Regions from separate parts of the Homo sapiens genome. Here region 2 is linked to region 1. Evidence: chromatin loops called from intact Hi-C (ENCODE). Cell type or tissue: prostate gland. All regions are shown on one strand. Each heading gives the region's core, and the rest is flanking DNA. Links, peaks and the distances in the headings are about the cores only. Region 1 has its middle 42 kb from the start of LINC01107. Region 2 overlaps LINC01107 (long intergenic non-protein coding RNA 1107).

Region 1 (15,681 bases), core at 3,537-11,536:
GCAGCCCTTGCCTCAGCTCAGCTTTGTCCTGAAGAAGGGCCTGCCCTAGCACCTGGGGGAGGTGGCAGCTGCATCATCCCAGAGGGGAGGGCAGGAGTGGGTGACCCTGAGCTCCCTGGGGGGCTGGGAGAGGACTGGAATAAGCAGTTCTGGATGGAGACCCGCCAGGCCCGCTCACTGTGTCAGCTGAATTTGCAGGTAGATGGACACCTCTGTGTGGCCAGAGGCCCTGACCGCTGAGCCTGGCCCAGGTCCTCACAGATGCTCCGTTTGAGCACGGGGGTATAGAGCGGGGAGGCTTGTTTTGCAGACTGGACCAGGCAAGGAGGCAAAGGTTGGCTTCTGCAGGTCTCAGTGGCTGGCTCAGACCCCGAGGAATCTGCTGGTTTGTCACTGGGCCCTGCACTACACTACCCAACCCCCGGGGTGTCAGAGGCAGGCTGGGGGTCTGTGTGCTGATCCACTTCTAGTGGTCTACACCAGTGTTCCAACTGCTTCTTCTTCTCCTGCTTGTGAGATGGGCAGTTGATATCGTGAGGTCAAGAAGCAGGACCGCTAGCCCCAGTGGCGGCATTGGTGATGGCAGGGGCAGGGATTTTTAACTTCTGTGCACCTGGGTTTTCTCATCTGTAAAAAATAGAGATGACAATTTCTGCTTTACCCACTGTATCTATGTCAAACATGCAATAAAACTGTGTGTTAATGTGTTATAGAAATGAGGAGGTGCTATGAAAGCGCACTCTAGTTAGAGACCAAGCCTGGATGGAACTCAGGCTTTTCAACGGTGAAATGGGAAAAGTCTTTTTGTTATTTAATTCTTTGATGATGGAATAGGATAATTTGTGTGATGGCAGCTAATATATTGAAGGTGCTTCTGCAATATCAATATAATAATAATTTTAAAAAGTGTTGCATCTCCAAGATAATGTTTTGGCTTGTAAAATTTTGACTATTATATACGTATAAGAAAAAACACAAAATAGAGATTTAAGCAAAAATGAAATATTGTATTATTCACAGATAATCTATAATGTTTTGTTGTAGATCTTTTCAGATTTTTTCATATATGTGACTATAATTATTTTTTACAAAAATTGGATCAACACATATTTTCATATCATTTTTATTTTTTTGCTTTTATTTTTATTTTCTTTGAGACGGAGTTTTGCTCTTGTTGCCCAGGCTGGAGTGCAATGGTGCGCCAGGCTGGAGTGCAATGGTGCGATCTTGGCTCACCGCAACCTCCCTCTCCCGGGTACCAGCGATTCTCCTGCCTCAGCCTCCCGAGTAGCTGGGATTATGGGCATGCGCCACTATCCTGGCTAATTTTTGTATTTTTAGTAGAGACGGGGTTTCTTCATGTTGGTCAGGCTGGTCTTGAACTCCTGACCTCAGGCGATCCACCCGCCTCAGCCTCCCAAAGTGCTGGGATTACAGGCGTGAGCCACTGCGCCTGGCCTCATATCATTTTTAATGCTTGCCCAGAATTCTAATTCTTTCTTATTGCATATTTAGGTTGTTAAAAATTTTTTTTAAATAATAATATGGATAAGAACCTGCTTGTAGCTAGGACTCTGTAATTGAAAATCAATCAGGTAAAATAATAAACTAGAAGTAGAGCAGCCCAGACACGATGGCGAAACCCCATTTCTCCAAAAAATACAAAAAGGTTAGCTGAGCGTGGTGGTGTGTGCCCGTGGTCTTAGCTGCTCGGGAGGCTGAGGTGGGAGGATTGCTGGAGTTCAGGAGGTTAAGGTTGAAGTGAGCTGATATGGTGCCACTACACTCCCGCCTGGGCAACAAAGCCAGACCTTGTCTCAAAAAAAAAAAAAAGAAGTAGAAACGTTAGGTCAAATGATGTGCATTTTTTCCGGTTGTGATAAAATACACATAACAAAAATTTACCATCTTAACCATTTTCAAGTGCACAGGTCAGTGGCATTAACTATGAATACAGTCACATTGTTGCACTACCCTTATCGCACTCCACCATTCCTCCACAGAGGAGAGCTGGCTTGCTTCTAGAATGCTCATCAAATGCCTGGCACTTTGCCAGGGTTTCACATCTCTTTGCATTTTGGACAGCAGAGATTCTGTCCCCATTAAACACTAACTTCCCATTCCCTCTCCCCCACAGCCTCTGGCAACCACCATCCTAATTTTTGTCTCTATAGATTTGACTCTTCTAGATATCTCATATAAGTGGAATCATATAGTATTTATTTTTCTGTGACTTACTTCACTTGGCATAATTTCTTCAAGTTTAATCATGTTGTAGCATGGGTCAGAATTCTTCTCCTTTTTAAGGCTGCATACTATTCCACTTGGGTGGCGTCTACCTTTTGGCTGTTGTGAATAGTGCTACTATGACCATGGATGTACAAATATCTCCTCGAGACCCTGCTTTCTATTGTTTTCGTACATATCCAGAAGTGAAATTGCTGCATCATCTGGTAACTGTACGTTTAATTTTTTGAGGGACTGCCATACTGTTTTCCACAGCAGCAGGACCATTTCGCATTCCCACCAACAGTGCACGAGGGCTCCAGTTTCTCCCCATCATTGCCACCACTTGTTATTTTCTGTTGGGTTTTTTTTTTTTTTTTTGATAGTAGTCATCTTAATGACTGTGAAGTGGGATGTACATATTTTTAAGGCTTTGAAATCAATTGCTGAACTGTACAGTAGAAAGGTAATACTTGGCACTTTTACCAACAATGGATAGAGCACTATTTCCACCGTCCCTATGAACGCAGAGTACCCCTGCCAGTTTTTTGATGAGTATTTGAAAGAGGAAGCGTGCACGTGGTGTGGTAAACCCAGAGGACTGTGCCTACCTGCCCAAGAGGAAGACCTGGGTTTTCTCTGGCTGAGACCACCAGCTGACTGGCCCTCTCAAGTTTTAAAATCCTGCGTTTAGATCAACTCTGAAGCTCAGCTTCACGCATTACCTGATGTGGCCGATATAAAAAGAGAAGAATATCAGATATAAAGAAACCGTATATTTACATACAATTAGAAGCAAATATTTAATGCAAGCAAATGTTTTATAGGAGGTGAGAGAAACTCCTGTAAGGACCAGAAAAATAAGCTGAGCACTCCCAGGAAACAAACCTGTGTCTCAAAATTTGGTGTTAGCCTTTGATGGGAAAGAAAATGAATCAGTTTCTGCTTTTCCTTTGTTTCATTTCTATTTTTTTTTTTTTTTTTTTTGAGATGGAGTCTCACTCTGTCACCCAGGCTGGAGTGCAGTGGTGTGATCTTGGCTCACTGCAATTTCTGCTTCCCAGGTTCAAGTGATTCTCCAACCTCAGCCTCCTGAGTAGCTGGGATTACAGGCATGCACCACCATGCCTAGCTAATTTTTGTATTTTTAATAAAGATGAGGTTTCGCCGTGTTGGCCAGGCTGGTCTCAAACTCCTGACCTCAGGTAATCCATCCGCCTCATCCTCCCAGTGCTGGGATTACAGGCGTGAGCCACCACGCCCGGCCCTTTGTTTCATTTTCGAATTTGAATTATGATTGTAGGGCTCTGATTCCCCAAACCTTCACAACTTAAAACCAAGTGCCCATCTCACGTACCCCTCCTCCCCCAGCAGCCGGGGCCTCCCTCCCTCCTGGCCACACTCTGTGGCACGACCCTCTGAGCGTGGTCTTCCCTGTTAGTGGGGCAAGCCCTGGAGGCAGGGTCTGTGTCTTGCTCTCCAGGAATGGCCTGAATCTCCTCAAGTCCTAGCCCAAAACGTGATTCACAATCTTGGCTTAAGGTAATCCTAATGCTTCTAGAATGTTCTTCAAATGCCTGGCACTTTCCCACCTAAATTATCCCATTCCATCCTTTCAGCCAGCTTATCAGGTGAGCACTACTATTCCTCCTATTTTATAGATGAGGACGCTGAAGCGCAGAGAGGATAAGAAACTTGCTCAGTGACACACAGCTGGTGAGGGGGATCTGGGTTTGAATTCACACCTTCGGGCTCTAGTGTCAGTGTTCTGAACGTACACCCAGCAGTGCCTCTGACATGATGAACGGATGAGACGTTCAGTGAGGAGGGAGAGCAGGCACCAAAAGCCTGTATCGGCTATAACCAAGTAAGAGCAGCCTTGCTAAGTAGCAGTCGGTCTAGAAATCAGTTCTATTCGAAGACTCCTAATTGGGCTTTTCTGGGTGATGATAACCTTCTTGGTAAAACTGAACCCCAAGTTCTTTGGCCTGGTTGCCATTCCCTGGCTAGCACCACGTATTTACGCCTTTGTGCCTTTTCACATGCCTCGGCTTCTCCTTGGAAATCCTGTTCATATCACCCTTTTCTTCTGCAACTGAAACTTGCTATTTGTCATTCTGGGCTTAGCTCTGATTTCACCAGTTCTGTGGCTCCATTCTTAGCCATCGCATCCCTTCTCCTCTCCTTGGTCTCTCAGTCACGTCTCCTACCTCAGTTGAAATTCTTCCCACTAGTCTTGAGCGTAAATTAGTTCAACCATTGTGAAAGACAGTGGGGCAATTCCTCAAGGATCTAGAACCAGAAATACCATTTGACCCAGCCATCCCATTACTGGGTATATACCCAAAGGATTTCCGATAAATCATTCTACTATAAAGACACATGCACACCTATGTTTATTGCAGCACTATTTACAATAGCAAAGACTTGGAACCAACCCAAGTGCCCATCAGTGATAGACTGGATAAAGTCTACCCCTCTTCCAGAAAGTTTGTGAATAACCCACCCCTTATTTAGCATATAATTAAGAGTGGGTATAAATAGAGCCAGCCAGCAACCCACAAGTGCTACTCTGGGCCCCTCTGCCTGTGGGATAGCCCTGCTCTGCCAATGAAGCAGCCATCTTGCTGTTCACTACGCTATATAAACTTGCTTTCTTTCACTGTTGGCTTGCTCTTGAATTCTTCCCTGAATGAAGCCAAGAACCAACTCAGGCTGAGCCCCCGTTTTTGGGTTTGCCTGCATCACCTGCAGTGGAGATGGTTGGTTGTTTACCAAAATCATTTCTCCCTTCTCTCTGGACATACTGCTGGACTACATTTCCCATCCAACATGACAGGTGGGCACGGCCTGACGACTGGATTGTCCAACAAAACACAGAAAGTGTAGACAAGAGAACAGCAGAAAGTGACGCCTGCAGCCACAGAGATGTGCTCCCAGTCTCCCTCTTTTCTGACTGCTGGGGGTGCACACCACAGCGAGGCCCAAGGGCTGTGATGGAGGCCTAGGATGGAAGGTGGCTGGTCCCTGAATTACTTCTAGGAGAGGCACCATCTGCTGAGCAGGAACCCCTGCCTGGGACAGTTGCAAGAACAAGAAATCAGCTCCTTTTGTGCCAGAACCAGTATGCATGTTGAGGTCCAATCCTACAGTTAGTGATGTGGTAACAGAAATGAGCTTTGTGCTTCCATGCCCTGGGCAACTGCAGGCAGCTGAGGCCCCCATCTGCAGGTGGTCTCTGCAGGCAGAGGGTTTCTGGTGAAGGGCCCTATGGGGTTTCTGATGAGGGCCCCACAGAAACCAGAATCTCTTCCCTGCTGCTTATTTCAAATTCTGCTCGGTTGTCCCTTCCAGGCCAGGCGGGTAATCTTGCTTGTGGCCACACTCCTCTTCCTGGGACCTGAGCCTGCCCTCCTGCTCCTGAGTAGTTCATTGTGATGCTGTCTGCTGTGGCTGTGGAGTGCTACGCGCTGGCCAGCCTGAGGGCGACCTGTACCGCCTTGGCCAAACCCTTTACCCCACTGAGAGATACCTCCCTCATCTGCAGCGAGAGTCCCTACCTTGTAGGGCAGTGTGAAGGATGTCCTGAGATGGTCAGGACTTAGCACCCTGTAAGCACAAGAGCTGTTCTTGGTGGCGTTATGATCACACCCACAGATAGGGCCTCAGGCAGGCCTCAGTGTCCTCCTGGCTGGCCACGTGCTACGGATGTCCCCATGCACTTGATGTGTCAGCAGCAGAAGGACCTTCAGGAGGAGGCAACGATGGGATGAGACGAGGCTCAAAGGAGGATGTTGCCGCGCAGAGACGTTTCGGGAATATGAGGCAGGTCACCACCTATGATTCTTGTGGTAGTGGAGGAATGGTGGCGGCTGTCATTGTGACACCCACTTTAGAGACAGGAAACTGAGCTTCAGAGAGGGGGAGTCCAGGCCCCACAGCACACAGCCAGGAAAGGGCCGGGCAGAAGGGGCTTTGGGTTTTAACCTAACTCACCCCGACTGCCTGCTTCTTCACCCAGCCATCATGGAACGTCTCTGTGCCTCTTCCCTGCTCTCGTGGAGGCCTGGGTCAGGCAGCTGCCCAGAGGCAGACGTGCACTGTGACCCTAGAAGACTGTTCCAGACAGGCCAGCCCAGGCAGAGACAAAACAGGGACCTGCTCCTCATTGGTGTCACGACCAAATGCAGGGGATTTGCTAAGGGAGGCGCAGCCATGAATTGGGAGCCAGCTTCGTGCTCTGCCACTCCTTCTTGCTAATCCCTCGAAAATCCAATCAGAGCTGTTTCCCTCCATGAAACCAACTGGACACAGCACATACTGGCCGGACCTCTGCCAGCATGGAGTGGATCTTTTTTCTGTTTAAAGAACCAGGTTTCAAATGTTCTTAATAAAACGTTTATATATATCATGCAGGGTGCAAATAAATATTTTAATATAATTGGAAGAATGTAGAGAATTGTAAAAAGTTATGGAAGTTTTACTTCTGATTGGCCAAGACTCAATAAACTCTGGTTTGATGTACTCTAATTTATAGGCGTGCAAAGCCAACTCTTTGGCATCAGAGAGGCCGTTAACGTTGTAATGATGTTTAAACGCTGACAAATGAGCTGCTTGGGCGGCACCTTCAGCCCTGAGAATGGAACTGTTGGAGCTGGAGGACTTGCCTGTCCCCAGCTTTCTCCCTTCCTCCCGTGCTGGTGGAGCAGGTTAAGGGCAGGAGGACTGTTCATTGGGGCGACTGCTCCCCATCGGTTGAGGGGAGGGCACAAAGGGGACCCATGGCTTCTTTTTCACTGTTGTCCCTAATTATGGTCTTTCTCATTAAAATAACAAGGACCATTTCTGCTAGAAACGCTGACACATGTTTTTACTTTTCTGGGCCGATGGAAACCACATGTAGAATCCATTCCTTCCTTTTTTCCCTCCAAAATGCAAATGGAAGAGCTGGTCCAGGGGGTCCCCGGTTGCCCAGCCCTGAACAGAGGCTTGGGGAAGCCCCCTACTCCCACGCCAAGACGTGACTTGCGCTTCTCTGGGCACTTTGTGCCAGCCCTACCAGGGAGTGCTGCCCCGCTCCCCAGGTCTCCCTCTGCTTGCTGGCACTGGGCACTCCCAGCAGGCATAACCCGAGCAGAGCTGAGTGGTTATTTATAAACTCTCTTGAATGCCAAAGCGCCAGGAACAATCCATTCCCCCCGTTTGCAGGAACATACTTTCAGCATAACTCATCACTTTGAAGATGGGTCCAAACTTTTGTTCACATTTATTGACAGGAAGTTGTTTTTCAAAGCTCAAGTCAGCAGGCAGGCCCCGGGCCAAGAGGCTCCGCCACCTCAAGCTGGCGCGGCTCTGAGGGCCCATAAATTGTGTTAGCCTCCCACCCACCCCTCTCTCTCCCTTTTTCCGCTAGAATTTGCCCAGAGGTTGAACATTACGTTTTCCCTTTGTAAAGTTTCTTCTTAAACTTTTTCTTTCTTTCTTTTTTTTTTTTTTAAGAGAAAATCACCTATTGGAAGTGTTAAGAGGTTCTTTTCCTCTCTGAAATTCTAACCCTTTATGGTGCTCTTGAACTTCCTCTTTCCCGCATAAGCCACTCTGAGCCCTCCTTACTGCATGAAATTTCTCGGCCAAGGGTCCTCCTTCTCATCCCCCTACTTGAGCCTTGAAGCAAGAATGTCCTCCCGGGCTCTAAGAGCTCTGCCTCTCCCCAGGCCTCTCTCCCCTCAACTGGGAATCAGGAATCCTAGGGCAGGTTGTCCCAAGGCCTGGAGGGGCCATCAGGCAGGAGGACTCAGTGATGTGGGGTCTCCTGTGGCTTCTTAGCTCTCTACTCACCCCACACATTTACCCTTTGGGGCTGACCTGGGTGTCCATGACTTATAGATCTAATCCTCCCCCAACATCCCACTAATGTTCCCAAATTGTCCCGCCCCCAGTGGGACCCCTCCATTCCCCTTTAAATAGACTCTTCTCCCTACAGCCCTGAGCTCTTCCAGTTACCCCAACCAGGGACCTGGGGGTCATCCCAGACCTCTCCCAGATTCCTGCCCCTGGTTGGGCACTGAGTCCTAAGTGTTTCTGTACCAAATTTGTCTTCCTACCCCTTCACCACTGCCTGGTTTCAGGCCCTGCTCCATTTTCGGGGTCACTCCCAGACCTCGGCAGGCCAACTTCTCTGTGTCCCAGATGCCTTTTCTGTAAATCGGGGCAATGTCAGTGCCCACCCCACTGCGTGGTGGCAAGCATTTCATGGGCTCATGTTTGCAAAGCACGCAGGATGGCTCTGGGCATCTTAAGTGCCACAGGTTGTTCTCCTGCTGCCGCTTTTCTTGGGTCTCTGGGTCACCCTGTCACTCTGAGTCAGTCCATTCCTTATGCAGCCACCGAGAGGACCTTGAAACAATGCACAGCACATTCTGCCATGCCTGTGCTTGAACCCTGTGCCCGCTCTCAGTTCCCCGTGGGATCCCCCATCCCTGGCTCTGCCTGTCTGCCTCCTGTGCCCCGCTGTGTCCAGGGGCTCTGGCCTTTGGAGTTGGCCTTGTTCCTTTCTGTTTCTCCCCTGGTCATTCCCTCCCTCTCCTTCCCTGTGAGCCCCTCTGGAAGGTGTTCCTGACCCTCCACTGTCCCTTCTACCCTGTCCTGGCTCAGAGGCCCTTGCCTACCCCCACACAGGCGTGCCGTGTACTCTGCCACGAAAGCTGCAATTCTTTCTCACGATCTCTGTGTTTTCCTGCGTTTGGAGACAGGGTCTGTGCCTCAGGGATCTCTGGGCCCACGGTGCCCAGCACAGATTATGGGCATAGTAAATAAATGCTCATCTAAAACGTGTGAATGACAAAGACCAGGAGACAGACCATGGCGCATGCGTGAGTTAGGAATTTCCCCCATGACGTCACCTCTTTGACTATTCTGATTTTGTCTAGTGATGGGTCAATCCATTTTTTGGTTTTTAACCTTGACAAGAGCCCAAATACCAAAATGAACTGTCTCTGTGTACTGATATCATGTGAAACTTTTCAAACCCAGGAAGCATTGGAAGCTCACACTTTTAGTGGGACCAGGGAGGAGAAGGGAGAGAGGGACATGAGGGAAAAAGGTGAATGGGTCCATTTTGTCTTGGAAGAAATAGGAAACGCAGCAGTCCGTGGAGGAGCCTCAGGGGCCCAGGTGTGGAAGAGAGTGCATGAGGCTTGGATCTGCAGGGGTGCTGCCCCGCGTGGGTCTGCCCGGGAGTCCTGAAGTCCTTGCTGCTGGAGAAGAGGGGTTGTTCTGGAGCTAATGGCATTGGAGCAGTGAGGTCAGATTGCAGGGACTAGGCACAGCCAGTGCTGGGAGGGCTTTGCCCTTCCCGCGGCTTTGTGCATTTGTTTTCAAATACAAGTAATAAGACTCTGGGCTGTTTGGAGCCCTCACTGGAGCCCCTCAGACCAGGAAAGGAAGAGCTGCCGGAGGCAACGGATACTAACCCAAGCTAGTTGATGCCTAACTAAACACCTGCATCTTGGTTTGTTTGTGTGGGAAGTGATGGTTGGACCAGGTGGTCTCTGGCACCTTGTGGGGGTGCCTCACCAGCTGCAGGGCAGGGCTCCAGGCTGGCAGAGCCTGCAGATGTCCCCACCAATGCTGTAGCGATGGGCTGCCACGGATGCTGGGGCAGCAGCCACGATGAGAGCCTGGGGGTTGGCCTCCTTGGGGTAGCCTGGTAGCTGCCAGCCCTGAGTGGCAAGAAGGTGCAGTGGGCTGGCCCTGCACCCCACTGCTCTCCTGTCCCCCACATGCCTCCTGCTGGGGGTCTCGAGGCTCAGCAGCGGCACTGACGGCCTCCGCAGGACCCCCTCCTGCCTTCTCACACTGGGGGCTTCTCCACTCCTCTTTTCCTGGTGCGTAGCGTCCTGCTCTCTGGTCCCTTTCATCGCCTTGGGGGGTGTTCCCTCCACATTCTCAGGTGGAAGTGTTTAAGGCCAGTCCCACAGCCACCCCTCTGGATCTCCTCCACCCCAGCGCGGTGCCCCCTGCAAATGGGGCCCACATGTACAGCAAAGCAGGATGAGGCAGGCCCCGCCTGCCAAGAATGTGGCGCAGCCTCCTGGGCATGGGACATTGAAGGGAGCGATGCATGCAGGACAGCGTCCTCCTCTGCCTGGAGTCCATGGAGGAGACCTCCTCGGAGTGGGAGGCTCCGCAGGCCGCCAGATGCTGGGGAGGGCGCTGGGAAGCTGGGAGGAGGTGGCGGGACGTGGGTGGGGAGGGGCTCCCTGTTGGGGCGTCCCGTCCTGTCCCAGGGGCTGCGGGAGTGGTCCCACCATAGTGGTCTCACCTTGGCCCAAATAGAGGTGGTGTCACCCAGGCCTTGCTGGGGAACATGGAGCTTGGGGTCCCTGGGACACCGCGGAGGGTCCACGTTTCCCCGAGTCCATCGGCAGGTGTGGACACCGCCTTTTCCTTCCTCTCGCCTTCTGCTTGGCTGTCTCTTGAGATGACTTTAGAAATGTAACACCTTGAGAACACTGTATGTTCACTTCCCTTTGAGCCTCATGACGACCTCAGAGAATGAACGCTCCCCCCACGCTGGAGGCTCGGGTGGCTAAAGCCGTCCCCGGGTGGCGATACTGGGTGGGCCTGGCGCCCGCCTGGTCCCCTGTGTGGTTCCTGGCTTACTTCCCCTCCTCAGTGCCACGTCCATCTCACAGACTTTTTTTTTTTTTTTTTTTTTTTAAACTGGTAGTTCCAGATTTGGGGGCAGGAGGCAGTGATTTGGGTGTGAAAATCCGCTGAGCTGGGATTGAACATGATGGGGCTGGAGACTCTCAAATGGGACAGTGGCTCGTCCTAACTCAGAGCCCAGCCCACACCTGTCCCCAGCACCCAGCACCCAGCACCGTGCCCCCAGCGCTTACCCCATGGAGGGTGGGAAGACAGGTGAATTAGTGTAGGAAGGAATAAGGAGGAGTCCCGTTCAGTGGAGAGCAGGCTGTGCGCTACCCCACTGTGGAGAAGGGTTGCACAGGCACCTCCAGGGGTATGTTCTGGCCACTCCGTGCTGCAATCTTGGGGCTGCCTGCCCATCCCTAACATGTTAGACTCAGACTCACTGCTCTTGCATCGTGCCCCAGCCTCCAAGGAAAACCAGCCAGCAACCACAGCGCCGGTTCTAGGGACCCTCCTGGATCAGGCCCACGTGGTTACTGCCCCTCGGGCCTCAGATCAGTGGTTCTATCCCCAGCTCACCTGTCCCTACCCGCCCGTGGTCTGACTTCTGCTTCTGGGTTCTGCTCCTCCTTTGGGCCTCTGATCCTCCTTTGGGCCTTGCCCTGCAAGCTGCTTTGCTCTGGTTGGTCTCTGAGAGGAGCCCCTGCCCCTGGTCCAGTGCGGAAGGAGGAGGCTAGCAGCCAGCGCTTTCCCGCAGCTCACTTGCTGTCTGTGGGCCGACAGGAAGTTCTTCATGGGGAAAGCCAAGAAGCCAAGACTCACATAGCAAAGCCTCCGTTTGGAAGCCGGTGTTAGTCCTTTCTCCTTGAGGAGCAGTTTCAGTCAGTGCATCACTCCAAATGGGTTTGGTAACACTGAGCTTATGGTACAATGAAAATCACTCTTGCCAAGAGAGCAAATGCAGATGAAAGGCAGGGTGAGTCACACGGGCTCTCCATGTCCCTCTTGCTGCACCCCCAGCAGCCTTTGACACAGGAGCCAGCCACAGACAGTGCTGGACCCCAGCACGTTGCCCCAGACTATGCAATGTCCAATTTCTCCAGGCCTCACCTTCTAGGACCCACTTCCCGATGCCTGGACATCTCATTGTTCTTTTCTGGTTTACTTCCAAGCTCTGGGGAATCCACCCTTGGCTAGCATCACTCAGAAATTGCACAACTACCATTTTAAGACAAGATTTTAAGAGCTGTTTAATTTAACTTTTAATGTTGGTTAAGCTCCTATAGGTAGTGTCTGGGACAGTGTAGCAGCAGGAGAGCAAATTCTGGCACCTACCCTTATAAGAATTTATGAACAGTGTTTTCTGCTAAAAATAGTAAAGTTCTAGTTCTGCTGACTACATAACAATGACCAGGGCAAGCAACTTGCTTAATCGCCTCAGTCTCATATATTTTTTTTTCACTCGTCAGAGGTGGACACTCAACTTTCATAAGATAAGTGGCATGAAAATGCTCTTTGAGCTGTAAAAATATTGGCTGATTTACAAATGACTGTTTTGACGAAGGTATTGGAAAGAACTTTTATTAGAAGACAGTGAGTGCTTCCACAGGCACTAACCTCTCTGGTGTTTTGAAAATGCTCCAAAGGGCAAATTCTAGCACTGTGAAAGATTTGAGAGACGGCTACCTCGTTAGCTGTTCTATTTCCTCATTATTATTTTTGGCATCTCAGATGGCCACTGACAGGCATAAAGAGATTATTTCTCCCATATACCCATCTCTTTTTCAGGAATTAAAACTATAGAAAATCTCAGTGGCAAGACTGGGGCACAGGAGCCAGGGAATGGGATGAGAAATGTTCCTTGCAATGCCGGAAGCCCTTTCCCGAAGTCACACATTTTCATGAATAAACTAGGGATGAGTTAAGCTGGATGTTAGAGTTGGATTTATAATGTATGAAATAGTTTATTGTAAATGTTTATTTTAAACCTCAGTTTTCAGCAGTCTGATGAACCAGATAGCCTGAGAAACATCTTGATATAAAATGTCTAGGGATGTTGGCTAAAATACAGCAGTATAATAAACATTGCTCTTGAAAAGATAAGGGAAATCCCTTGTGGAGGCCCAAACCAAAGAGGAAACAGAAACCAGAAATATAAGATAACCGATGCTAGGGCTATGCTGGGGGAAGGCATGGGATGGCAAAGGTGGGAGTTGAGGTTACTTTGTATGTCTTTTTAACTAATGAATTTTTGGATTTTAATGGCCATGCAGAAATAGGAAATGAATCTTTGAGCCCATAAGAGGCTGGAAATTAGAACTGAGTTTCCTATACAAGAGTTGTCTTCTGCCTTTGAAGAATTACACTTCCAATGAAAAGGTGGACCAGAAGAACAATCCAGCCATTGGCACAGGGAAATAACAGAAAGCCTGTCAACCTTGGCCTGATTCTGAGTAGGAGAAAATGGTTGTCCTTGAGAATTTGTATGTAGTGGCTATCCTCAGGTGTATTTGGGGTGTGAATTTATACTATCTGAGTGACATGGAGCCCCCAATCTGAGCAATTTAGATAAAATTAACCCTGGAGCACCTGGCAGGAGAAAACACAAAATCTCTGTGGATGTACACAAAGCATTCCTACAGAAAAACTGCAATGAAGATGAGCTCACAATCCAAAAGTGCCAATCCAAGGGAGAAAAATAAACTCTGAGCAAGTTCAAAGATATAACAAACAGTGGGATTAAATTCCTAAGAGCTTCAGGCAACAATATTATCAAAATAAAGATTATGAGATAGAATTAAAGACACAATGGAAAATTAAAAAAAAAAGAGAAAACAGCAAGCTGCCACCAAGGGAAGACAAAAGACAGGGAAGATTTGAAAAGAACAGAAGGAAATATATAGGAATAAAAATATAGTGATTGAAATTTAACTAAGTCTTTAATGGTTAGGTTAAAAAGCAAATTAGACATAACTAAAAGGAGAATTAGTTAAGTGGAAAATCACTGTGAGCACATGGAAATAAAGAGACAATTTGGAAGCAAGATTAATAGATATGGAGAATAGGACAAGAAGGTCTAATAGAAGCACAATAGGAGTTATAGATGGAGAGAAAGGAGAGAATGAGAGTGAGTCAATATTGAAAGAGATGGTGACTGAGAATTTTCAAAATGGAGAACAGTTCTGAGCTCTCAGATTCAAGGAAAATGTAGTCCTAAATATTAGGGTAGACATAAGGAAATGCATCCCTGGATAGATTAGAGTAAGCTATGTAAGAATGCCAAGTACAAAGATAATACCTTAACAGTAGCCAGAAATGTAAGATGTCCTATGAAGGAATGACAATTAATTTGGCTGCCACTTCTCAATGATGACCAAAGGATAGTGGAATTATATCTTCAAAGTGTTGAGAGAAAATAGAATTTTCTACCTAACTAAACTGTCATACAAGAATTAGGGAGAAAGGATGAAAAACAAAGCATTAGGGAATTTATAACTAACAGAGTCCCAGCTAAAGAACTTCCAGGAATGCACTTTATCTGGAGAAAACTGAATCCAGAATGAAGAAGTGAACCGAAAGCAGAATGGTGAGCAAATAAATTAGTAAACATATGGATAAATTGGAACAGGATTGACAATGGATGACAACAATAATAGCAATGACATTTCACATGTATAAAAACACGTAGGACCTGAAATACTGGATTAAGTATCATGTAAGTTGGGAGGAGAGTGACCCAATCCCCTAGTAATATGTAACGTGGGAGGATAATAATCTAGAATTCCAAAATCATTGAATGATCCCATGAACAATTGAGTTAACTTGAGATCTTGGAATGCTGAGTACACATGTTAAAATTTTAATCATGACTGCTGGGAGTTGGGGAGCGTGATAAAAGTAGAATTTGTAATTTTCAAAACAGTAAAGGAAAAATGAGAAAAGAAACTCTTTAATCCTATTGAACAAGGCGGCAAATGTTTTCTGTAAATGGCCAGATAGTACATACTTTTGGCTTTGTGTGCCATATGGTCTCTATTGTATCTATTCAACTCTGCTATTGTAGTGCAAGAGAAACCATAGAGAAGATTTAAACAAATGAGCATGGTGGTGCACTCCAATTCAACTTAGTTTATAAAAATAGCAAATGAACTGGATTTGGCCTGAAGGGTGTAATTTGCCAATCCCTGCTATAGAAGATAGGAAAAGAAGTAAAAAGCTAGAAAGATAGAAAGCACAAATTAAGATGGCAGAAACAATTCCAAATAGGTTAGTTAACTACAAAAAATGTAAACAAATTGAGTTTTCTGAATAAAACCAGAGACTGATAGATTAAATAAAGAAAAAAATGACTTTATGCTTTTAGCAAGACCAATTCTTAAACAATATGGAAAACAGAAAGGTGTAAAGTAAAAGTGGAGAAATAGATGTGCCAGACAAAGATTGATGAAAAGAAAGGTTATTAACTATATTAAAACACAAAAAAGGCCTTAAAGTAAAAAAAGCATTAGTCAGGTCTAAAAGGATTATTTTAAAATGGTAAAAGAACTAGAATTCACTAGGAAAAATTTATAAACTTAGATACCCCTAAAAATATGGCCTCAAAATACATAAAACAAAATTTGACGGAATTACAAGGAGAGGTTTATAAGTCTACCCTTACAGTGTAACAAAGTAAGTGTATGGATTTTTAAAATACAAATTAAGAATTTATATCTAATGACATATAGAATGTTATACCTAAAAATTAATAATGCATATTCTTTTCAAGTACAAATGCAACAGTTATAATAATCACATATT
Region 2 (15,681 bases), core at 4,555-12,554, 68 kb before region 1:
TGATGGTGGTGATGGTGATGGTGGTGATGGCAGTGATGATGATGGTGATGGTGACAGTGAAAGTGACGGTGATGATGGTGGTGATGGTGATTATGGTGGTGATGTGATGGTGGTGGTGATGGTGATTATGGTGGTGATGGTGATGGTGGTGATGGTGATGGTGACAGTGATGGTGATGGTGGTGATGGTGATGGTGGTAATAGTGATGGTGGTGATGGTGATGGTGGTGATGGCAGTGATGATGGTGATGGTGGTGATGGTGATGGTGACAGTGATGGTGATGGTGGTGATGGTGGTGGTAATAGTGATGGTGGTGGTGATGACAGTGGTTGTGATGATAGCGATGGTGGTGATGATGGTGTTGGTGATGATGATGGTAATGGTGATGGTGGTGGTGATGAAGGTGATGGTGATAGTGATGGCGATGATGGTGGTGATGGTGATGGTGATGGTGAGAGTGATGGTGTTGGTGATGGTGACAGTGATGGTGTTGGTGATGGTAACAGTGATGGTGATGTGATTATGATAGTGATGGTAGTGGTGATGATAGTGATGGTGGTGGTGATGATGAACTTAAACATTCTTAACATCCTTAATGTTCATGTTATTTTAACAATGAACAAAGCATTCCTTTCCATACCCAACTGATACTTGCACCAGCCCTTTGTGGGTGTGCTCATGTGTGTTAACATCCAGCAGAGTGAATGAGGCTGAAAGATATGGTCACTGGTGTACCAGAGGCAGAGTCAGACTTGGCTCAGGCCTTTCACTCCCAGCCCAGGGCTTTGTCCCCCTTGATCTGAGAGTGGCAGCACCTTGTGCAAACCAAAGGCATCTGGAAAGGCTTTTTCTGTGGATCCCACTGCACAGGCCTGTGGCTCGGGAAAATGTGGCCACAGCCTGCACCCTCAGGCCTGGGACAATGTGGGGTGAGGAGCGGGTTTGCAGGAGCACGGTGTGGGCAAGAGTGTTTCCGTGGTGGGAGCCTGTGGTCGTGTATCTTGAGACCTTCCCCTCCCACAGTAGCAGCAGGGGGACAGGTGACGCTGTTTCCCCAGGATGGGCCACGCCAGTCTCGAAGACCTTATCCTGGCATTCTGCGGACCTTTCCACTTTGCAGCCTGGCCCTTGAGTGTGGAGGCTGCCCTGGGTCCCTCCATTTCCAGGCTCTGCTTCCCCACATTTGCTGTGGCCTCCTCCCCTGCCTTTGGCCCAGACGGCCCTCCTGACGTCTGACACCAGCTGGCTGTATCCGCCTGCCCTCTGCCTGGTCATTCCTGCCACCTGTTTCAGTCATGGTAAACTAAGTGCTTCCAAAGCAAAGCCCCTCCCAGATGGCACTCATGTTCCTGCCAGGCACCTTGTCTGGAGGGGCCCGCATGCCACCACCTGCTCAGGGGTGTGCAGTCCCAGGTCCTGGTGACTGTTCTTCCCCGTTCTTCTCAGAGCTGCCTCCCCCTCCTCTTCGGCTGTGGCCCCCCTCCCATTTTGGGGTACAGCAGCCTCTGCACTAGCTGCTGCCTGCAGCCCCCCAACTGGCCGGTCAGCCTCTCACACTTTGCAGGTGGGTCCCCTCCCTACTGTCTGCCCTGCATGGCTCCTGGGCTCTCAGGGGGATGTACAGTCCCCTTTAGTAAATCTTCTTTTCTGCCTCTTTGAGGTTTTCGCTCTAGCCACACGGGCTCCTGAGTGGTCCCCAAATGTCCTCAATCTCTTGTGTCTCCAGGTACCCCCAGGCTTCATCCTCTGCCTTAACTGGTCTTCCTTTTTCCTTCACTTGAGAAACTCCCTCCATCCTTTGGGCTCAGGTGGGTGTCAGCCTGGGAAGCTGCCATCCTGACGCCCATTCCTCCCTCTGGTGGGCACCCCAGTGTCCTTCCATCAGGGTCTCTGTCACAGCCCTTGTTACACTAATGACAATTGAGGGCAGGGGTGGCATCCATTTACTGTCTGGCATGGAGCAGGTGATCAGGGTTCTTATGGGGTGTGTAAATACAGGAGGGAGAGAATGAAGAATAAAAGGAACTGGCCCCGGTCACATGGCTCCTCATGGCAGAGCTGGGATTTTCATCATTCAGCAAGTGTCTGCTGCGTCCCCATCTGGGCCCAGCCCTGAATTCAGAGCCAGTGCCACAGAAGCCAACCAGGCAAGCAGAGGTTCAGCCTGCCCCGGGGCATGCAGGCAACTGGAACGCAGGCCTTCAGACTCCTAGTTCAGTGCTCTTCCTGACATGCTGCAGGAGGGTAGGGGGCTAACACGACCTGCGGGGGACGCTGCACCTTCAGCTTGAGTGAAGTGCAGTTGAGGGCCCAGCAGCCCTGGTGACTGGTTGCACTGTGCTCCAATCCGTTGGGGACCCCAAGCGCTCTGCATTATCTACTTCTTGTCTCTAAGCGGCCACTCTTAAGCGGTGAGGAGAAGACAGTGGGCCGGCTACCCATGCATGAGGTGAAGGCCTGCGGGAACAGGAGAGGGAGCTGCTGAGCGGCTCTCAGAGGGCTCCTGGGCCGGGTCCCTGCCTTGCTCCCATCAAAGGGATGGCTCTGCAGTGACAGCACAGAGCATCAGACACATGCCGGCCCGGTGGGGCCAAGCCAGCCGCGCTATTAAGCAACAGCACCAGATCCCTTTGTTTCTCCGCTTCTTCCAAAGTGGCAAAAGATCAAGGCCCTGAGCTTGAAATAACAAAAGGGAACTAGCTTGCAGACTGCGCATCTGGAGGCCAGAAGGAGTTTAATAGCCGTGCTCAGGAGGGAGAGGGGAGGGGCTGGACGCCGGCTCATAAACTCTTCGCTGTGGCTCCCCAACCTGCTCTGCTCAGGCTCCCCGCGCCCGTCCCTGGTCCCGCGGCAGGCTCCCGCTTCGTCATTCGCGGGGCAGGTGGCATACCTTGCCCATCAGCATGGGCACAGGACGTCTGGGCCTCTCTGCAGGTTCCCCATCCCTGCCAGCGCCCAGGTCTCCCTCTCTCCTCTCGGCCCCTTGCTCCTCTCAGAGTCCTCAAGTCCCCGGGTTAATGAGGATCTACTGCGGGGTCGTGGGAGTCTGACCAGTGACATGTGCAGACACATGTCTGTAATTACTCGGGGCTGAGGAAAGCCAGCCCCCGGAGCTCTGTGGCCTTCCCCATAGACAGAGCTGAGCCGGGCGGGCCTCCCGGGGGAGGAGAGCCATGCAGGGCATCACAGCACCCACGGCCATGGTCAGAGGCCTGACCTCAGAGGCGGAGGCCTCTCACTCTCCTGTGGGTCCCCTGGTCTCTGACCTTTGGGGGTGTTTGCAGTGAGGAGCTTACACAGCACATGGTTCTGTGGGCTGACGTCTTCTCTGTACAACTGGTGAGAGGGGAGCCTGGAGTCCTGGGGGAGTGGGGCGGGTGGAGGGGGCTCCCTGCTGCCGTGCTTGATACTCACCATGAGACACCACCATGAAACTCACCCAAAGGCACCAGCTAACAAGGACCAAAAGGAAATGTTCACGAGGGGCTGCAGCCCATGCCAACATGATGTGGTGCCATCTCACAGCATTTGCCCCAGGCTGGGCCCACTGCGGTCACATCCCTGAAGGGCCTGGCCAGGTGGCGTTTCCGTCCCTGTTGGACAGAAAGCGGGTGGGTTGTTGTTTGAAGTCACACAGCTTGTCAGAGTCAGTGCTGAGATTCGAATCTGCACCTCCCTGACAACTCGGGCTTTCCCGAACCCCTCATCCCCTGAGATCCCAAGCAAAGGAATTATCCAGCCTGGTCCAATCCTTTCTTGGTGCATATTTTCCTAAAAGGCAATTTGGAACCCGTCACTTCCCACCTCAAGAGCTGGCTGAAGCTCCCCTTTCTTGGCAGTTCTTTTGGATGGCTGGAGTGACAGATGACCCGGGAGGCTGGAGTTGGTCATGGTGCAGCCCCCAGGGGCAGGCGGGCAGAACCGATGGGCACGCATGCCCTCTCTCCTGAGCGGGTGTGTGAACCCCAGAAGCTGGCTGTCCAGGCTCCTGGGCGGTGCTGACTGTGGGCTCAGGCCACCCATTGGCCTTCATTTGTTGGGCACAAGTGATCAGTTTGCCCTATCTCTAAGGTGCTTCTGCCAGGGGAAGGGGAAGGAAGTGAGGGCTGACACCTGGCTCATCGGTACCACTCGAGCCTCGTGGACTGGAGTTGCCCTGGGCTCCGCTGGACACATTGTACATTTTCAGGCTCCTCCAAGGAGCAGGATGTGTTTCCCCTTGCGTAGAATGGAGCTTGGGGCTTGTGCTTGTTCAGCCAATAGCTCCGTGGGGCCAAGGGAGAGGTTGGCCCTGTGGGATCCCCTGGTTCCTGAACTGCAATTCTTGGGTCACTTTTTACTAAGCAAAATTACTGGAATATCCTGGATGTTAGGATGTCCTAGGAGGCTTTATCCTGGGGTGACTTTGCACCCTCCCAAGCCTTTGTTTCCTTCCTTTGTCAAGCTGGTGACCGGGCACTCCGTGTGTCTTTCTGTGGCCGCAGGTTCTTACTATGGCTCCCAGGCAGGTCACCCCATGACTTAGGGAGCTGTCGCTAGCTGAAGCCTGGTCGGGGGCAGGGTGGGTGGTTCAGCCAAGCTCTCTATATCTATTCTAGAGGTCCCAGGAGGTCTGCTGTGAGCCCCATCACAGTCCCATGCCCCTTCCTGCTGAAAGTCACAAATGTTGCCACGCATGAGTTGTTGCTGAGGCTCCTCAGGGAAAGCCCGTCCCACGCCGGTGCTGCCCTTGGCTTCTCCCTCCGTTTTGTTCTGGCGTCGGTGTGATAGGTTCTACTTACATCCTCCAGAATTAGGCAACATTCTCTATTTCTAGTGCTCTAGGAAATATGTTCATAGTTCCATACTTACTTTGTTAATTTAATGGGATTTGTGGCAGAAGATGTAAACGCTTCAGTCTGCCATTTTGAATGGGAAGTCAAGTGAATTTTAAAGACAGGAAGAAAGGCTACAATTTGGCTGGGCGTGGTGGCTCATGCCTGTCATTCCAGTGCTCTGGGAGGCCGAGGGGGGAAGATCGTTTGAGCCCAGAGGTTTCAGACCAGCCTGGGTAACATAGTGAGACCTTGTCTCAAAAAAAATTATATTAAAAAAAGAGTACAGTTTAAGGAACCACACAAATGCAGATTCTCTTAGACAGCTACAATTATTGTGGTTGAATAATATTTTGAAATATTAAGTGATTTAACTTGCCCAGCATGTCCTGTTGCCTTTTTTTAAATCAAGGGTTTTTTTCTACCCTGTTATTGGAAAGAGTGGTGGCCTGAGGAAGAGAAGACACAGCTGATCTTGAAAAGGGAAGTCGTCAGTCCATGGCTTTGTGGGCTGCCAGCATGGGGTTTCCTGGGATACTGGCCAACAATGGCTGCACCTGCAGCTGCTCTTGCCACGCTCAGTCCCCCGCGTGGACCATGGCCCAGGCCTCTATCAGTGTCTGGAAGGCGCCGGAGAGCAGTGCGGGTCTGATTTGGGCTTGTGCCTCTTTCTCTCTCTCTTTTTTTTTTTTTTTTTTTTGAGATGGAGTCTTGCTCTGTCATCCAGGCTGGAGTGCAGTGCTATGATCTTGGCTCAGGGCAACCTCTGCTTCCCGGGTTCAAACTATTCTCCTGCCTCAGCCTACGGAGTAGCTGGGACTGCAGGTGCGTGCCACCACACCTGGCTAATTTTTTTTTTTTTTGTATTTTTGGTAGAGATGGGGTTTCACTGTGTTAGCCAGGATGGTCTCGATCTCCTGACCTCGTGATCTGCCCATCTCGGCCTCCCATAGTGCTGGGATTACAGGTGTAAGCCATCGCGCCCAGCCTCTGGGCTTGTGCCTCTCAACAGTCTCAAGCGATGTCCTGGCATGAGGGATGGTGCCTCCAGGACTCTGCTTCTTGGTCCTGGAGCTGGAGATTTTCAGGGGCCGATGGGCTCTGCCCTCTTCTGCTCTCAATTTTTGTCCATCAGGTGGGCTTGGCAAGTCCCCTTGACCTTTCTCAGGAAAACTTTGGTCCGTCTGGCCCTCCCCGACCTCCCCCCAGTGTCTGCTCCCTGCAAGGTTTCTCATGCCTTCCTACACACGCTCACCTGGAATGCAGCCCTGCCCTTTTGTATCATGAATGTCCAGAGTAGGCACTGGCTCGAGGAGAATTGGTGAACACGCTAAGTAACTTCCCCAAAACTGACAACAGGCACTGTAATTCCAGTTAGTGCACTGATCCCTGTGCAGAGATTCCAGATCTGGAGACTGTATGTGGCAGAATTTATCATTTGACATGTGTGGCATTTCAAATAAGTAGGGAGAATTGAATACAAGATTTTAGATCACTGGCTCTCCATAGAGAAAACCATGTTACCTAAAAAGTAACATCTTTCTGCCAGTCCATACGTACAATACATTCCATACGTACAATACATTTCATATGTACAATGCATTCCATACACACAATACATTCCAGCTGCGTTAAAGATTTAGGTGTAATAAAAAAAAACCTGAAAAATTCCAGAAGGACATATAGAGAGTATTTTTGTCTCCTTGGGGAGGGCAAGGTATTTTTAGCCAAGACATAGAAATTACTGATATTAGGAACACGTTGGAGCCAATCCTGGTGTCCTGGAAACTGACCCAGCACAGATTGACTTCTTTTTCAGGCTACGTGTTTTGTGGAGGTCGGCAGGGGCTCTGCTCTACCGAGACACCCAGGACCCAGGCTGATCGAGACTCTACCATCTGGGAGAGTAGAGCAGCAGAAGGGACCCCTGGGGGCTCACGCACTGTTTCTTCTGTATTTTGGCCCAGAGGTGACACACACCACTCTTGCCCAAACTGGTCCAGAACCAGTCACATGCTCCTGCTCTGGCTGTGTGGTAAGAACGCAGGACAATGTGGAGACTGGGTTGAATGCTGAGGAATGTTACTCTCCCTGCCACAGACTCTCTCCTGATACATTCTGACGTCAGAGGGGATGGTGACTTTCCTGGGAAGTGTTAACTAGCAGAATTGATCTGAGATGTAAGAATTCCAAAGAGATGCATAAGAAGACAAGGGAAAGGTTTCTAAGATTTACCTTCCAGACTGGATCCCATCCCAGATGGTTTTATTGAAAGGATAACCAGTGCATGTGTCTGTCTGGGGGGAGGGACAGGATGCTTCCAAAATGGACTTGAGGGCTGGATGCCAGGTGTGGAATCAATGAAACTCAGGGGGCAGGAAGTGCATGGCATTAGGGGCTGGGTGTTGGGCCACCCGGACCTGCTCTCTAGTTCTTCCAAATCTAGTGAGAGGCTGCTCAGACCCTGTCACTTCTGCTGTAGAAGCTGATTACCCAGAATTGTGCTCCCAACAGACTAAATGTAGCAGGGGAGCTGTGATTCCCCATAAGAAACTGGGGAACATGGGGTGCTGTCACAGGCTGAGAAAATGAACTCTTGGCAGCCAAAGAGGAATTAAAGAAAGCAGAGAGAGACAGAGAGAGAGAGAGACACCCATGGGGCATAAGGCTGGAAACTGTCAGAGAATATGACAGGGAGGCATGACAAGCTAGCAGTTCATAGAGTGAAGCTAAGGAAATCACAGGAAAATGGGTGTTATTTATAAATGTACATACTTGGTCCAGAACAGTGGTTCACGTCGGTAATCCCAGCACTTTGGGAGGCTGAGGTGGGAGGATCACTTGAGGTTAGGAGTTTGAGACCAGCCTTGGAAACATAGCAATACCCCATCTCTATTAAAATAGTAATTTAAAAAATTAGCCAGGCATGATGGTGCACCTGCAGTCCCAGCTACTTGCGAGGCTGGGGTGGGAGGATCGCTTGAGCCTGGGAGGTTGAGGCTGCAATGAGCCATGACGGCACCACTGCACTCCCACCTGGGTGCCAGAGTGGGACCTTATTTCTGAATAAAAAGTACATGCTTAAAATTAAAGGGGCTTCTTGTTAATCATTGGAAATGGATATAATCCAAAGTCCGTAGCTACTAGGCACCTACCACCTTCATCATCATGGTACCATTTGAAGCTCCCCTCTGTGCTGGGGACCAATGGCTCTGAGACCATCATGGCTGTGCCTGGCAGTGCAGGAGCAGAGAGCTGACATGTGTGTCCCTCAATCAGAGACATGGATAAGATGGCACCCTGATGGGAGGGTGAGGGTCCAGAGAGCCAGTAAATCCACAGCCATGTGGCCGGTCATGGAACAAGATTGGCCAAGAAAGAAGGTTTTAGAAGGTAAGAGGTTCATTTCAGATCTTCCCTTAAAGGTGCCCTGAGGCATCTTTTTTAACAAGAGCACCAAAGAGGAGGTTTCTGGTAGGCAGCTCGCTCCTGAACGCTGAGCAGAACGGGCCGGCCATGCCAGGTGCTGCTTTGCTTTGTTTGAACAAAGGTCCTGGGGTCCTCACAGTGAGACACGGTTCTCACTTCCCATCTCTGCTCTCAAGGCCTTTGTGATCTTTGTGCTATCCTACTGAAGACAGGTAGAGGAGAGGAACAGAGGACCCCAAACAAGTCCCTGTTCAGCCTGGACACCTGGGAAAGGGAGGAGTGTGGAAGAGGGAAGGAAGTTAGCTGGGGGACAGTGAACACCAATGTATGTGCAGATTCAATCAGCAGCGATCTGTGAGTCAGAGGCTCTCAACATGCTCCAAAGCAAAGCTGGGTAAACACTGCCACTTTTTGTTTGCGTTGAGTTAGCTGCCTGCAAGCATATTAGGAAACCCTGACAAAGAGCATTCTAAATGCATGTGGTGCCTTTGAGTTTATTTGTCTCAATTTATTCCAGTTACATTTGAGCATGACATGATTATACATCTCACACTGACTGAAGACTGTGGGCCTGCGTGGCAGGCAGGGGAAGAAGGGGGGAGGAAGAGGGTTTCCTAGCGCCATCTAATTTAAAGCACCTTTAGCTGAGTGGTGCAGTGAAAAGGATGTGGCTAAAACAAATAAAAATCATAGCAGGATCAAAGTACACACACAAATTTATTCCTTCTGGAAGCAGCTTCTCTTTCCCTTTCCCCCTCTCTCCTTCCCTTGTTTTCCCCTCCTTTGAGTCCCAGCGATTCTTTCATGGCAGAACTCCAGGATGGCCTCGTCTCCTTGCAGCACAATCACAGTTTCATCTCTGATTGATGGGGCGAAGGCACCGGCACCGCGGGTTTGAAGGAGATCTAAGGGCCTTCCTAATTTCATGGTGGGCATGTGAAGTGTCACATTAATCAGCGCTCTTTATGAGCAGTTCAAAGAGTCATAGATGTTGGGAAGGTGGCTGTTTGAAGCACAGAGCCAAGGGATTTCAGGATTTTATCAACAACCTGGGGGTTCCACCTCCTCTCCCCAGTGCACCTCTTGCCTGACTGCTGGGTGGAATTTTACATGAGAATCATACGGAGCTAAAGGAACCTACGATACCATCCAGTTCCAACCCATACTTTACATAGGAATCAGCAGAGGCTGGGAGTCTCTCTTGGGGTCACACAGAAAGCCATCTAGTCTGGAAGCAGTGGGTTATTCAAGCCTCCTGGTTGCGTGTGACAACTCAAATGAGGTTAAGCACTGATATAGTTTGGCTCTGTGTCCCCAACCAAATCTCATGTCGAATTGTAATTCCCAGTGTTGGGGAAGTGGGCTGGTTGGAGGTGATTGGATCATGGGGGCAGATTTCCCCCTTGCATTCTTGTGATGGTGAATGAGTTCTCAGGAGACCTGGTTGTTTGAAAGTGTGTGGCACCTCCCTCTTTGCTCTCTTCCTCCTTCTCCAGACACATGAAGACGTGCCCGCTTCCCCTTTGCTTTCTGCCATGATTGTAAGTTTCCTGAGGCGTCCCCAGCCCTGCAGAACTGTGAGTAATTTAAACCTCTTTCCTTTATAAATTACCCAGTCTCAGGCAGTTCTTCATAGCAGCATGAGAATGGAATAAAACAGTAAATTGATACTGGGTAGTGGGGCGCTGCTATAAAGATACTAAAAAACGTGGAAGTGACTTTGGAACTGGGTAACAGGCAGAGGTTGGAACAGTTTGGAGGGCTCAGAAGAAGACAGGAAGATGTCTTCCAGGAAAGTTGGAACTTCCTAGAGACTTGTTTAATGGTTTTGACCAAAATGCTGATAGTGATGTGGACAATGAAGTCCTGGCTGAGGTGGTCTCAGATGGAGATGAAGAACTTTTTGGGAACTGGAATAAAGGTGACTCTTGCTACATTTTAGCAAAGAGACTGGCAGTATTTTGCCCTTGCCCTAAAGATCTGTGGAATTTTGAACTTGAGAGAGATGATTTAGGGTATCTGGCAGAAGAAATTTCTGAGCAGCAAAGCATTCAAGAGGTGACTTGGGTGCTGTTAAAAGCATTCAGTTTTATGTACTCACAAATATATGGTTTGGAATTAAAACTTATGTTTAAAAGGGAACCAGAACATAAAACTTAGGAAAATTTGCAGCCTGATGATGCGATAGAAAAGAAAAACCCATTTTTGGAGAAGAAATTCAAGCCAGCTAGATAAATTTGCATCAGTAACGAAAAGCCAAATGTTAATCACCAAGACAATGGGGAAACTGTCTCCAGGGCATGTCAGAGTTCTTCACAGCAGTCCCTCCCATCACAGGCCCAGAGGCCTAGGAGGAAAAAAGGGTTTCACGGGCTAGGCCTAGGGCCTTGCTGCTTTGTGTAGTATAGGGATTTGGTGATAGTGAGTTCCAGCTGTGGCTCAAGGGGCCAACATAGAGCTCAGGCTGTTGCTTCAGAGGGTGCAAGCCCCAAGCCTTGGTGGCTTACACGTGGTCTTGGACCTGTGGGTGTACAGGAGTCAAGAATTGAGGTTTGGGAACCTCAGCTTAGATTTCAGAGGATGTATGGAAATACCTGGATGTACAGGCAGAAGTCTGCTGTAGGGGCAAAGCCCTCATGGAGAACCTCTGCTAGGGCATTGAAGAAGGGAGATGTGGGATTGGAGCCCCCACAGGGAGTCCCCATGGGGGTGCTGCCCGGTTGAACTGTGAGAGGAGGGCCACCGTCCTTCAGACCCCAGAATGGTAGATCCGCTGACAGCTTGCACTGTGCACCTGGAAATGCCTCAGACACTCAATGCCATCTTGTGAAAGCAAAGCCACAGGGGTGAAGCAGTCCAAGGCCATGGGAGCCCACCTCTTGCATCAGCGTGACCTGATGTGAGACATGGAGTTGAAGGAGATTATTCTGGAACTTTAAGGTTTGGTTACTGCCCTGTTGGATTTTGGACTTGGGTGGGGCCTGGAGCCTCTTTGTTTTGGCCAATTTCTCTCATTTGGAATGGGTGTATTTGTCCAATGCCTGTATCTCCATTGTATCTTGGAAGTAATTAACTCACTTTTGATTTTACAGGCTCATAGGCGAAGGAATTTGCCTTGTCTCAGATGAGACTTTAGATTTGGACTTTGGGGATAATGATGGAATGAATTAAGACTTTGGGGGACTGTTGGAAGTACATAATTGTGTTTTGAAATGTGAGGACATATTTTAAAGGGACCATGAATGGAATAACATGTTTTGGCTGTGTCCCACCCAAATCTCATCTTGAATTGTAGTTCTCATAATCCCCATGTGTCATGGGAGGGACCTGGTGGGAGGTAATTAAATCATGGGGGTGTTTATTAGTCTGATCTCACACTGCTATAAAGAACTGCCCAAGACTGGGTAATTTATAAAGAAAGAAGGTTTAAATGACTCATAGTTCTGTGGGGCTGAGGAGGCCTCAAACAACTTACAATCAAAGTGGAAGGAAGTAAACACATCCTTCTTTACAGGATGGCAGGAAGGAGAAGTGCCAAGTAAATGGGGGAAAAGCTCCTTATAAAACCATCAGATCTGAAAACTCACTCACTGTCATGAAAACAGCATGGAGGTAACTCCCTCCATGATTCAGTTACCTCCCACAGGGTCCCTTCTATGACATGTGGGGATTATGGGAGCTACAATTCAAGATGAGATTTGGGTGGGGACATGACCAAACCATATCACTGCACCTCAGGGATGATCCAAGACACCTCCTGGTACAGTGCTCACACCTCAGGGATGACCCAAGACATCTCCTAGTGTAGTGGTCCTACCTCAGGGATGATTCAAGACACCTTGTGGTGCAGTGCTCACACTTCAGAAATGATCCAAGAAACCTCCTGGTGTAGTGATCCTACCTCAGGGATGATCCAAGACATCTCCTGGTGCAGTGCTCACACCTCAGGGATGATTGAAGACACCTCCTGGTGCAGTGCTCCCACCTCAGGGATGATCCAAGACACCTCCTTGTGCAGTGCTCACAATTCAGGGCTGATCCAAGACACCTCCTGATACAGTGCTCACAACTCAGGCATAATCCAAGACACCCCCTGGCACAGTACTCCCTTCTTAGGGATGAGCCAAGACAACTGCTTGTGCAGTGCTCACACCTTAGGCAGAATCCAAGACACTTGCTGGTGCAGTGTTCTGACCTCAAGGATGATAAAATACACTTCCTGGTGCAGTGCTGACAATTCAGGCATCATCCAAGAGACCTTCTGGTGCGGTGCCTACATGTCAGGTTTGATCCAAACATCTCCTGGTGTAGTGCTCTGACCTCGGGGATGATACAAGATACCTCCTGGTGCAGTACTCACACCTCAGGAATGATCCAAGACAACTCCTGGTGCAGTGCTTCCACCTCAGGGATGATCCAAGACACCTCGTGGTGTGGTACTCCCACCTCAAAGATGATCCAAGACTCCTCTTGGGGTAGTGCTCCCACCTAGGGATGATCCAAAACACCTCCTAGTGCAGTGCATACATCTCAGGCATGATCAAAGACACCTCCTGGTGCAGTGCTCAAGCCTTAGGGATGATTCGTGATGCCTTTTGATGTAGTGTTCACACTTCAGGGATGATCCAATACACCTTCTGGTGCAGTGCTCCCTCCACAGGGATGATACAGGACACCTCCTGGTACAATGGTCACACCTCAGAAGTTATTCAAGACAGCTCCTGGTGCAGTGCTCACACCTCAGAGATGAATCAAGACACCTGGTGCAGTGCTCACACCTCAGGGATGAATCAAGACACCTCCTGGTGTAGTGCTCACACCTCAGGGCTGATTCAAGACACCTGGTGCAGCACCTGCACCTCAGAAATGATTCAAGATACCTCCTGGTACAGTGCCTGCACCTCAGGGATGATCTGAGACATCTCCTGATGCAATGTTCACACCCCAAGGATGATCCAAGACACCTACTGGTGCAGTGCTCACACCTCAGCGATGATTCACAACACCTCCTGGTGCAGTGCTTACACTTCAGCGACGATCCAAGACACCTCATGATGCAGTGCCTGCACCTCAGAAATGATCCAAGACACCTCCTGGTGTAGTGCTCCCTCCTCAGGGATGATCCAAGACACCCCTCGTGTAGCGCTCCCACCTAAAGGACGATCTGAGACATCTGCTGGTGCATTGCTTGCATCTTAGCAATGATCCAAGACACCTTCTGGTGCAGTGCTCACAAGTCAGGTTGATCTAAGACACTTCCTTGTGCAGTGCTTCCACCTCAGCAATGATACAAGACACCTCCTGGTGCAGTGATCCCCCTTCATGGATGATTGAGGACACATCCTGTTGCAGTGCTCACACCTCAGGGATGATCCAAGACACTTCCTGTTGCAGTGCTCACACCTCAGGGTAGATCCAAGATACCTCCTGGTGCGCTACACTCTCCTCAAAAATCATTCCAGATACCTCCTGGTGCAGTGCTCACACCTCAGCGATGATCCAAGAGATCTCCTGATGCAGTGCTCCCACATCAGGGATGATCCAAGACACCTTCTGGTGCACTGCCTCCATCCCAGGGTTGATCCAAGACACCTTCTGGTGCAGTGCTTATACCACAGGGATGATCCAAGACACCTCCTGTTGCAACTGAGACATGATCCAAGATGCCTCCTGGTGCAGTGGTCACTTTTCAGCATGATTTAAGACACCTCCTGGTGTAGTGCTCAAACCTCAGAGATGATTTAAGACACGTCCTGGTGCAGTGCTCACAACTCAGACATGATCCAAGACACTTCCTGGTGAGGTGTTCACATCTCAGGGATGATCCAAGATACCTCCTGGTGAGGTGCTCACACCTCAGGGATGAATCAAGACACCTCCTGGTTTAGTGCTCACAATTCAGGGATGATCCTAGATATCCTGGTGCAGTGCTCACACTGCAGGCATGACATAAGACACTTCTGGGTGCAATGTTCACACCTCAGGGATGATCCAAGACACCTCCTGGTGCAATGCTCACACCTCAGGGATGATCCAAAATACCTCCTGATGCAGTGCTCACAACTCAGACATGATTCAAAATATCTCCTGGTGCAGTGCTCACACTCAGGCATAATACAAGAAACCTGGTGCGGTGCTGAGACCTTATGGATGACCCCAAACACCTCCTGGTGTAGTGCTCACACTCAGGGATGATCCAAGACAATTCCTGGTACAGTGCTCACACCTCAAGGGTGATCCAAAACACATCCTGATGCAGTGCCCACACAACTCAGGCATCATGCAAGGTACATCCTGGTGAGGTGCTCACACTCAGGCATGATCTAAGACACCTCCTGGTGCAGTGCTCACATCTCAAGCATTATCCAACACACTTCTTGGTGTAGTGCTCCCACCTTAGGGATGATGGAAAATACCTCCTTGTGCAGTTTTCACACTACAGGGATGATCCAAGACACCACCTCATGCAGTGCTCACACCTCAGGGATGCTCCAAAACACCTCTTGGTGCAGTGCTCACAACTCAGATATGATTTAAGACACCTCCTGGTGCAGTGATCACAACTCAGACATGATCCAAGATACCTCCTGGTGCAGTGCTCACACCTAGGGATGATCCAAAAAAACCACGTGGTGCAGTGCTCACACTCAGGCATGATCCAAGACACCTCTTGGAACAGTGCTCTCAACTCAGGGATGATCCAAGAGACCTCCTGGTCCAGTGCTCACACCTTAGGGATGATCCAAAACATCTTCTAATGCAGTGCTCACATCTCTGGCATGACTTGAGATACCTCCTGGTGCAGTGGTCACACCTAGGAATGAGCCAAAAAGACACCTGGTGCAGCGTTTGCACTCAGGAATAATACAAGACAGTCCTTTGTGCAGTGCTTACACCTCAGGGATGATCCAAGACATCTCCTGGTGCAGTGCTCACACATCAGGGATGATCCAAGACACCCCCTGGTGCAGTGCTTGCACCTCAGGGATGATCCAAAACACCTCATGATGCAGTGCTCACAACTCAGGCATGATTCAAAATACCTCCTGGTGCAGTGCTCACACTCAGGCATGATCCAACACAATTCCTGGTGTAGTGATCTCACCCCAGGGATGATTAAAAACACCTCTTTGTGTAATTCTCACACTACAGAGATGATCCAAGACACCACCTGGTGCAGTGCTCACACCTCAGGGATGTTCCAAAACACCCTCTGGTACAGTGGTCACAACTCAGGCATGATACAAAACACCTCCTAGTGCATGGGTCACACCTCAGACATGATATGACACTTCTGGGTGAAATGTTCACACCTCAGGTATGATGATCCAAAGACCTCCTGGTGCAGTGCTCTTACCTCAGGGATGATTCAAGACACCTCCTGTCACAGTGTTCACCCCTCAGGGATGATTCAAGACACCCCTGGTACAGTGATCCC

The links. Peaks named below come from ENCODE experiments on the same cell type or tissue, not always from the same donor. Only the 100,000 strongest peaks of a DNase experiment are listed, where the experiment ranks them.
Region 2: it touches region 1 in a loop (2.7-fold over the local background); 5 of 110 quality-filtered maps call a loop at or near these places.

The regions. Positions count from the first base shown.
Region 1 is chr2:238,589,877-238,605,557 of GRCh38, forward strand. No RefSeq gene overlaps it. Among named protein-coding and RNA genes, the nearest start is that of LINC01107, 42 kb to the left of the region's middle. RefSeq lists an enhancer at 9,960-10,475. In prostate gland, for the core only: no CTCF peak of the experiment used is centred there; DNase peaks (open chromatin) are centred at 6,515, 6,845 and 7,435; H3K27ac peaks cover 3,570 bases.
Region 2 is chr2:238,520,840-238,536,520 of GRCh38, forward strand. The region is part of intron 2 of LINC01107 (long intergenic non-protein coding RNA 1107); the gene reads right to left. It overlaps LOC124906130 (a long non-coding RNA gene), which reads right to left. Exons shown (of 2, transcript XR_007088215.1): 1 at 12,145-15,681; 2 at 8,942-11,137. Among named protein-coding and RNA genes, the nearest start is that of LINC01107, 27 kb to the right of the region's middle. RefSeq lists an enhancer at 1,674-2,582. In prostate gland, for the core only: a CTCF peak has its summit at 8,639; DNase peaks (open chromatin) are centred at 6,852 and 8,622; H3K27ac peaks cover 524 bases.